Regions from separate parts of the Homo sapiens genome. Here region 1 is linked to region 2. Evidence: chromatin loops called from intact Hi-C (ENCODE). Cell type or tissue: sigmoid colon. All regions are shown on one strand. Links, peaks and the distances in the headings refer to the core of each region. The heading gives the core; the rest is flanking DNA. Region 1 overlaps CD47 (CD47 molecule). Region 2 has its middle 100 kb from the start of CD47.

The links. A loop is a pair of places that touch in the nucleus more often than their neighbours do. Peaks named below come from ENCODE experiments on the same cell type or tissue, not always from the same donor. Only the 100,000 strongest peaks of a DNase experiment are listed, where the experiment ranks them.
Region 1: a loop joins it to region 2, with 2.2 times the contacts of the local background. A loop is called at or near these places in 6 of 110 quality-filtered maps.

What each region holds. Positions count from the first base shown.
Region 1 is chr3:108,075,773-108,080,177 of GRCh38, forward strand. CD47 (CD47 molecule) reads right to left here. Exons shown (of 11, transcript NM_001777.4): 2 at 4,219-4,405. Among named protein-coding and RNA genes, the nearest start is that of CD47, 13 kb to the right of the region's middle. In sigmoid colon, for the core only: no CTCF peak of the experiment used is centred there; no DNase peak of the experiment used is centred there.
Region 2 is chr3:107,984,917-107,989,321 of GRCh38, forward strand. No RefSeq gene overlaps it. Among named protein-coding and RNA genes, the nearest start is that of CD47, 100 kb to the right of the region's middle. RefSeq lists an enhancer at 817-876. In sigmoid colon, for the core only: no CTCF peak of the experiment used is centred there; DNase peaks (open chromatin) are centred at 2,256, 2,525 and 3,705; H3K27ac peaks cover 1,355 bases.

The DNA of each region.
Region 1 (4,405 bases), core at 135-4,134, 91 kb after region 2:
AGAGATTATTTTTGAGGGAGAGAGAGCTGACCTAACCAAGTGGTCTCTTAAAAGGGTCTGGGTTCTTCCTGGCAAAATAAACTCAATATGTGAGAGGGATTCAACAAGAGGAAGATTCTCCTTTGCTGGCTTTAAATATGCAAGGGGCCATGGGGCAAGAAATGAGGGCAATCTCTAGGAGCTGCTACAATTCCTTGGCAGATACTTAGCAAAGAAACAGGGACCCCAGTCTTACAATCACAAGGAATTGAATTCTGTCACAATTATGTGAGCCTAGAACAAGACCCCAAACTCCAAATAAAGTATGCCCTGGGCAACACCTTGATTTTAGTCTTTTAAGACTTTGATCAGAGAACCCAGTCATGCCATGACCAGGCTTGCCACCTACAAAACTTTGAGCTAAAAAATGGGTAGTGTTTTAAGCTGCTATATTTGTAGTTGTTATGCAGCACTAGAAAACTAATACAAAGATCTTGCAATGCCTTCATGTCTTCATTATAAACAGACCATATGTCCTGTTGATAATAATGGAATTGGCAACACTGCGGAACTTGAACTGACCTTTCTAAACAAAACTCTAATAGCTTAGAGAAAAATAAACTTTAAGTTTTCAAGTTTTTGTATTGCTAATAGAACAGAAATATTAATGATAAATTTTATGATTACTAGTATTTGCATTCAGTATTTAGTTATTTACAAGGTGTTTTCACATGAACCACATATTACGGTGGTAAAAATACTGGGTTTTGATGCCAAAGAGATCTAGGTTTAATTCTTGGCTATTACTCTGACCTTGAACAATACCTTGAATCTCTTTTGCTTCCCTATTTGTTAAATGGTAAGAACTCCATCTATCTCCTAGAGTTCTTGAGAGGATAACAGGACACGACTTACATAAAGTATGTGGCACATGTGCAAATAAATGTTAGGTCACTTCACTCTTCATATTTGTACTGCAACCACTTCCTTGAAATCAGCAATAATGTCTTATTCATCACAGAATCTGTGATGCCTAGTACGGTGACTGGCACATGGTAGGCACTTAGTAAAATTTTGTTAAGTAAGAGAGGTATTATTTATATCTCAAACATTTCCATGATGGTGATGCCATCTTTACTGTACTAAGAAGAATTTGAGGGACAGATAGGTTGAGTTTTTTATCCAACTTTTCTTAAGCTATTAAACAGTGAAGTCTAGAAAACAGCTTTCTAATTTCAAGTCCAGTGCTCCTTCTAATGGACTATATCATACATAGGCACAGAGGTATATAAAACTATATCTTATAGTGTTTCCATGTATTCAGTCCTAGTCCTCCAAAAAATTTAAAAAGGCACAAAGAATGGTCACTATTATCTGCATTCTATTAAGTAGAATTCACTTCTCTATTGAGCAAATTCTGTTTCTCATTTATGCCTGTATTTGCAAAAATCACGACATAGTAAAAATGGTTTCTAATGCTTAAATCCTCAAAGTCCGTGACAAGTAAGTATTCTTATTAGAAAAGAACTTATACTCCATAGTAAGAGTCCTGCCCCATTTAACCTTTTTGTGCAGATAACTTTTTAACTGGTTTTTGTTTGTTTGTTGTTTTTTTCAGTTAAAAATGGTTACAACATAGTGGCACCAGATACTGGTGAGGATGTGGAGAAACCAGATCACTCTTACATTGTTGATGGAAATGTAAAATGAAATAGCCACTCTGGAAAAGTCTGGCAGTTTCTTTAAAAACTAAGCATATACTTACCATACAGCCCAGTAACCATACTTCTGAGCATTTATCCCAGAGAAATGAAAACTGTGTCTACACAAGAACCTGTACACAATTGTTCAGAGCAGTTTCATTTGTAACAGCCCAAACTTGGAAACAACCAAAATGTCCTACTATAGGTAAGTGGTTAAACAAACTGTGATATATTCATACTATGGACTACTACTCAGCAAAAAAAAAAGTAAGGAAAAAAGAACTATTGATAGATGCAAAAACTTGGATAGATCTCAAGGGCATTGTGCTTAGTGAAAAAGCCCTTCTCAAAAGGTCACATCTTGTATCATTCCATTTATATAGCATTGTTGAAATGACAAAATTATAGATATGGAGGACAAATTGGTGCTTGCCAGGTTAGGGACAGTGGGAGGTGGCGGTATGACTAGTAAGAATAAGCATGAGGGAGATGTTTGTTATGATGGATAGGTCTATGTCCTGATTGTGTAGGTAGTTACGCAAATAAACACGTGATAAAATGAGAGCGAACCATTAACACACACTGCACCATTGTGAACTTCCTGATTTTCATATTGTGTCACATAAGAGGAAACCATTGGGGGGACTGGGTGAAGGGCACATGGAAGCTCTCTATCTTTGAATCGTCCTGTAAATCAATAATTATTTCAAAAAATTAAAATGGATGCAAAGCCAAATGTCTCAAACCTCTGGTAGAATTTTCTACATTCTCTATAATAAAACAATACTTTCTCCTTTTAATGGCTCCCAAAATAAGTCTAGTTTTTATTTTTATAGGGTATTTTGCAAACAAAGATAAAACAGTCTTTCAATCACACGCAAAATAATAAACTGTTTTTATCTCAGATCCTGGCATTCCTTTCTCTTCCATCTTCATTTCATCTTCTGGCCTTTCAAATCTCATATTTTGAGTTTTCCAGTTTACCTCTCAGTGACCTGCATTACCCCCCAAAAGTTACTGTTCCCCCATATCTTATTCTTTCATTTCCACAAAATTGTACATTACCTCAGAAAAATTTCAACTAGGTATTAGATGATCTAATACCAGTTAGTTGCAGTGGATATGACTGACTGATTACACCCTTCATTAAAGGTATACTTAACAACAACAAAAAAAGCTCCTTTGCCCAAATTAATATCAATAGTAAAAGCTACAATGTAAGAGAGATTTCTGAGCAGAAAGACCTTTCAAATTCTCCTTGCCTACTCGGAGCCATCCCTTGCCCATTCCTCACTGCACACAAATCCCTCTCACAATGCTCTAGGCTAACTTCAACAACTTGATACCTTACTTCATAAAATAAACATCCCAGGAAAACAACTAACATTTACAACACACTTTGGTTTATGCTCATTAGACTGTAGAATACATAAAAGCAAGTATCTATTGTCATCTCCATTTCGGACATGAGGTAACTTGGACTCGGTTAAGCACCTTCTCAAGATCACACAGGTGAATAGTAAGTTGCTGAACAGGGGCTGTAACTCAGACCTCCTGATTCTCAATCCTAAGTAATGTGCAAACATTTCATCAAACCAAACACCCCATTCCTAATCTGGTAGTAGATTATTTTATAAAAGCTAGGCAAATAGTTGATCCAACTGAACAGAACTGAACCTATCTAGAGTTAAGGTTCTCAAAATGTGGTTAAGCCATGATCGGTAATATGACAGGTAATTCTAAATAGAGATTTCAAAACAGAAAGAACATACTCATATGGGGTTGAAGAACTCAGCTAGCACAGCAGGAAACAGCAAGGAGAGGAGACTATTTACTTCAGCTAATTTTACTACCTTCTACACCTCAGCAACCCAAGTTTGTGATAAAAAGGGCAGAATCATGGTGCTATCATCAAGTCTGAATTTGAATAAATGAATTTGAATCTCTAGTTCTCTCATATTTTGGCCAACAAAAAGAAGACCAAAGTAAGGCTAAGCACAGAAAATCTGAAGAAATCATCCATGATAACGTGATTTAATCTCCTGACTCTCCTCTATTCTCTCCAGAGGGAGCATGGCTGGGACTTGTCATCCCTTGGTCAAAGTGTAAGGTTAAAAAAAAAAAAAAAAAAAAAAAAAAAACACAAAAAACAGAAGGCTGAATAATTGGAAAGAGACTTGAAAATTAGTCACAGGAAAGAAAGCACTTGGATGGCAGCAAACAGAAATGAAGAGTACATTACCCCAGGACCAATCAGCCAAATAAAATGGTCCTTAGACCAAAAGTTTGAGAACCACACAATATACAAATTAACAAGTAATACAAATTAAATAGTAAATGTGTTTTACCATGAAGAGTAGATTAACAAATAGGATAGAAATCACAATCTTAAACTTGCTAAACATTACATCAACATTTATTAATAACAGCCTGCTTTTTGATTCAAAGGAGTACCTATCCCCATTTGGCCTCCTCTCGAAAGAGGATCAGGTTGCACCAGGACAAATAAAAAAAGAAGCTTTCATAGAAGTCTTACCAACACGATATTTTAGCTCGATGATCGTTTCACCTTCTCTGGTTAATTCTGTTACTTCACAAGTGTAGTTTCCTGTGTGTGAGACAGCATCACTCTTATCCATCTTCAAAGAGGCATCTCCTTTTAGTAATTGTGAGACTTCAATTTTTGCACTACTAAAGTCAGTGGGGACAGTGGACTTGTTTAG
Region 2 (4,405 bases), core at 72-4,071:
CCCATGTAGGTCTCTTTCTTGTTAACTTAAAGACCCTACCTAATAGACTTGAGGATTAAATTAAGTTTATCTGTTTTTAATTTTTTCCTCATTTTATAATTCAGATCTATTACAAGAAATTTTAAAAAATCAGTTAGCAAAAAATAAAATCAATAAAAAATTGCCTGCAATTTACCAAGATAATTTTTTGCATATATTCTGCCAGACATTACATATATATGTGTGTATATATGTATATATATATATGTGTATATATGTATATATATGTGTATATATGTATATATATGTGTATATATGTGTATATATATGTGTGTGTATATATATATATATTTAAATGAAAATAGGATCCTACAGTTTGGTAATCCTTTTTCTTTTGTGTAAAGAATAATGTCTGCTTTGGATTAACATTAAACTTGAAAGTGACAATTCTTCAATTTTCCCCATAGTGAATAGATTTTTCTGAAAGTCAGGTAAGAACAAACCAAAAATAAATGCAATAGCTTATAGCATCTCTAGGTTGTGTGCATGTTGCACTTCTTCTCCTCCTCATTTTTATAGTACTGGTAAATGTAGAGATGAGATGACAGGGAAGAAAGGAAACTATACCCTGTCAGGTCATCATGCTACCTCTACCTCTCTCTACACTGGGTCTTGGCTTATTTATTTTTGACCAACAAAGGAGCCTCCTCTGGGTAGCATGACAGGCCTTTTGTAGCTTTGGGATCTTAGGCAGGCACCAGTTAATCATCACATAATAACAGGAAGTGGGTCCTACGGCTGCCTCATGTCGGGCTGTCTCGTTTTCACTCAACTGGGTGTGGTTACGACATGGAAGTGATGACCAGAAGCTCCCACCAGAGTGAGGGGTCCACCCTCTTGATCCCCTGACACAAATACTTCACCCACTTTCTCTGTATGTTGGAGTCCAAGGCTTGACAGACCCTTTTTATTAAATATTTCAGTTATTTTACTGAGTGTTCTCTACCATCATTTTAGGTGGTTTATAGAGGTGAACTTGCTACAACTTCCTACTTCATAATCATCACAATCCATATTAAAAAATATTTCCGCAGCTGTATTGCATGAGACACAGCTTACACATACTTTAAACACTAATATTTTTGGGTAGTTTAAATTGTGACACTCAGACAAATATAAAATGAATAAATGTTATTCATTTATTCATTTTATATTTATATTTATAAATAAGGTTTTATTTATTTGACTCTAGCTAATGAGGAAGCAGTAAGATGTTACAGCTGGTTCCAAGAAGAAGCACATATATATGCAGGAATGCTGAAATGAATAGGTGAAAAACTGATGAATATCCTCAGAGCAATAATCAATTGCATTTCAGCAGACACAATTCACTGCTTTCCTTTCTATGGATAAGAATATTTTGCATGATCAGTTTTCCATAACTTACAGAGTTGTAAAATAGCTCAGAGACAATGAAAGTTAGACATGACCCCTAGACAAGACACTCAGTGATCCTTTTTACCCATTTAAAAATCTTTCATATTTCTAATTGGAGTTTGTGCGCCCCTGCCTTTGCTGCAAGATTCTTTTCAGTGTAGCTATTTGCCATTAAGCAACGTGGACGCAAGCAAGGGAGTAAATAGTACCCAATGGAGAAGCTGCTCTCATGCAAAAGTTTATGGCCACACCCTCTTGATCACCAACTGGTCCCTAAGAGATTGGGAAGAAAAAACAGTAAGAGGCTGGCTTGCTTAAGTGAATTCCCTTAATGCCAGTGAAGTATCTGAGCAACCAATGGGATTCCAGATAACACAGGGAATAGAAGCCTAACTTGTCCCGTCAGATCATCCTGTTCCAAGAACCTCATTTTCATCAGGGTCAGAATCACTTTCGATGGAGTGAAGCTGTGAGGTCAGGTTGCCCTATTAGACTGAGCCAGAGGGTGACTACAGAGTGAAATCAACCAAATTCACACATTTTTTAAAATACACATTTTCTTACAACCTAAACAATTTAAATGTTTAAATCATTCCCATCAGCATCAGCTTCACTGGGATTGTTATTAATACATCTTCCAATTCTACTACTACCATTAAAATAACCTTCAAACAGGCCTGCCAATGCTCAGCTTAAATCATCTTTAAAAACGTATGTTTATAGAACTACCCAGAGTAATGTGTGGTCTCTGGAAACCATCAAGGGGAAGCGTTATGAAATTTTCTATTGTAAGCAGCAGACCAGCTCTCCAAGGGATTTCCCAGACTGCCCGATAAAATCAGGCCTCCTGGACAGGAGGTGAAGTCCTCACAAAGTACAATAGATACTTGTTTTGGCAACAATCCAGATACTCACCATTAATAGCTTCTTCTAAGTCAGTTTGATTATAGCTTGATTGGGAGAAAACACCCTCCCTGTCTACTTTGCCTACATGAAAGGCATGAAAGAGGTGGGGCAGAGGAGAGGCCTTCTATCATTCTCTAAGACCTAGAAATCTACTTTCACCGGAAGGCACAGACTTCACAGAAGAATTGAGCAAGAGCCAGCGTGGAAATATTGGACAGCTTCCCGGCAACTCTTGAGTCAGGTCATTATTGTGCAGTTTCATCACTTTGTTTGAAGGGAATTCCCAGGACTTCAGGCGTATTCAGGTTCATATGTTATGCAGAAATGCATTCCAAAATCAAAAATACGGTTACTGTGATTTGGGACTTTCTACCCCTATACTTCCTGCTATTCACTAATATAATTATGCATGTTTTATAATTAGAGTATGTTAGGATACACATTTGCATCTTGTATGTGGTTGGGAATACATTCTCAAATCTATTTGTGGGCCCAATAAGCCATGTGACCATGGCAAGTTTCCTCATGGCTCTGTATGTCAATGTACTCATCTGTGAGCTAGAGGCAGGGGTACCAGATGGTCTTTCAACTCCCTTTGACTCTACACATACATTTCCATCTACAAACTAAGTCTGAATTCCTTTAGAAAAGGTGTCAAGAGATTTGTGCCTGGCCAAGACCTTGGAGGATGATGGTGTTGCACTTCGTCTAGTTATTCAGGTAAAAGTAATGACTACTTATATATCTTTTTAGGGTCCCTCTGCTAGGGTTAAGCTTCATGAAGCAGACATGACATCTTTCTTGCTCAGCACTGTCTCCCCAGTGCCTAACACAGTGCCTGGCACATGCAAAGCCCTTGGTAATTATATGTTGAATGAATGAAGGTCACCAGGAGCCTGGATTCTTATCTGCTCAACCTAGGTGGTGAAGAAGCCTGGTGAGACTAGGATTGGGAAAGTTCCCCCAGCTGCTCTGACCTTAAAGGCAGAAGAAGACTCCAGACAATGGTGACCACCTTCTGGGGCCTCTTCTAGCAGCTGAGGCTGCAGGATCTGCAATGCCCAATCCCTAAACCTTCCTAGCCATGTCCTCACACTCCAGGACTGACAATATTAACACATCCCCTGCAGCTCTATGCTTGCCTGGGCTCTACCTGCAGAGATGCTGGGTGGGACAACGTATGTCAATGCTTAGGGGATTCCTACATGATTTTGATGCTGCCTCTCACCTCTGCACTTTGAACCAGGCCTGCCAGACCAACTCCAGTTCCACTCACAGTGCTCCACATGCATCGCTGCAGCCCTGGGCACTCTCCTGCCAATCCCGATGCAACTCTGGCAAGTCCAAATCACTGTAAGGATCACTGCAAGGATGCTCAAGACAAGGGAACAAGTGGGGCCTGGAACCGTGCCCAAATTCCCCTCACTAGCAGTGAGCCCTGCCTGGCATAAAGTTTTGCTCAGCAAAAGGAAAGGCAAACACGGAAGGGTGGGGTTAGAAAAAGCCATAATCCAGATGAGTCACTTTTAATACTTTGCATAAAGGCAGCCCTGCCAGAAGCATCTTTTTTTGGTTTTTCTTTTTTAAAAAATTCTAAATAGTTAAGTGTCCAATATATGCTGGTCAGTCAATACATTTTATATAAAAGTGCAGGATTTGAGCATTTATGTAAAGTGCAGAGCTTACTCTGTTTACCACTGCCATGTGTAAGCAGGGCTGGCCCATTCCCCCTTAGTTACACTTAAAATTTCCTCTTCCAGGCTCAACTCAGAGAAGGAGAAGCTGCAAGAAAGCTCTGCTTTCCCCTGCATCTTGGGGCAGCCCTGTTTGCCTCACAGACAGAGAAGAACCGAGCCCTATATGATATTTTCACCTAATACGAAGCTGAACTTTGGTAACAGTATTAAGCTTTACAATGTTCCTTATGGTCTCCACATTTTGTTTCACTCTTTTGAAATCTGTGATCTCCACTAGAGATCTCTAAATATAATATTCAGAATTTGGAATATCAGCAATTGGAGGTCACACTAGCATTGTGATTGAATTGGGGCTGGGTGGCAGAGAGAGAGTTCAGTTGTACTTG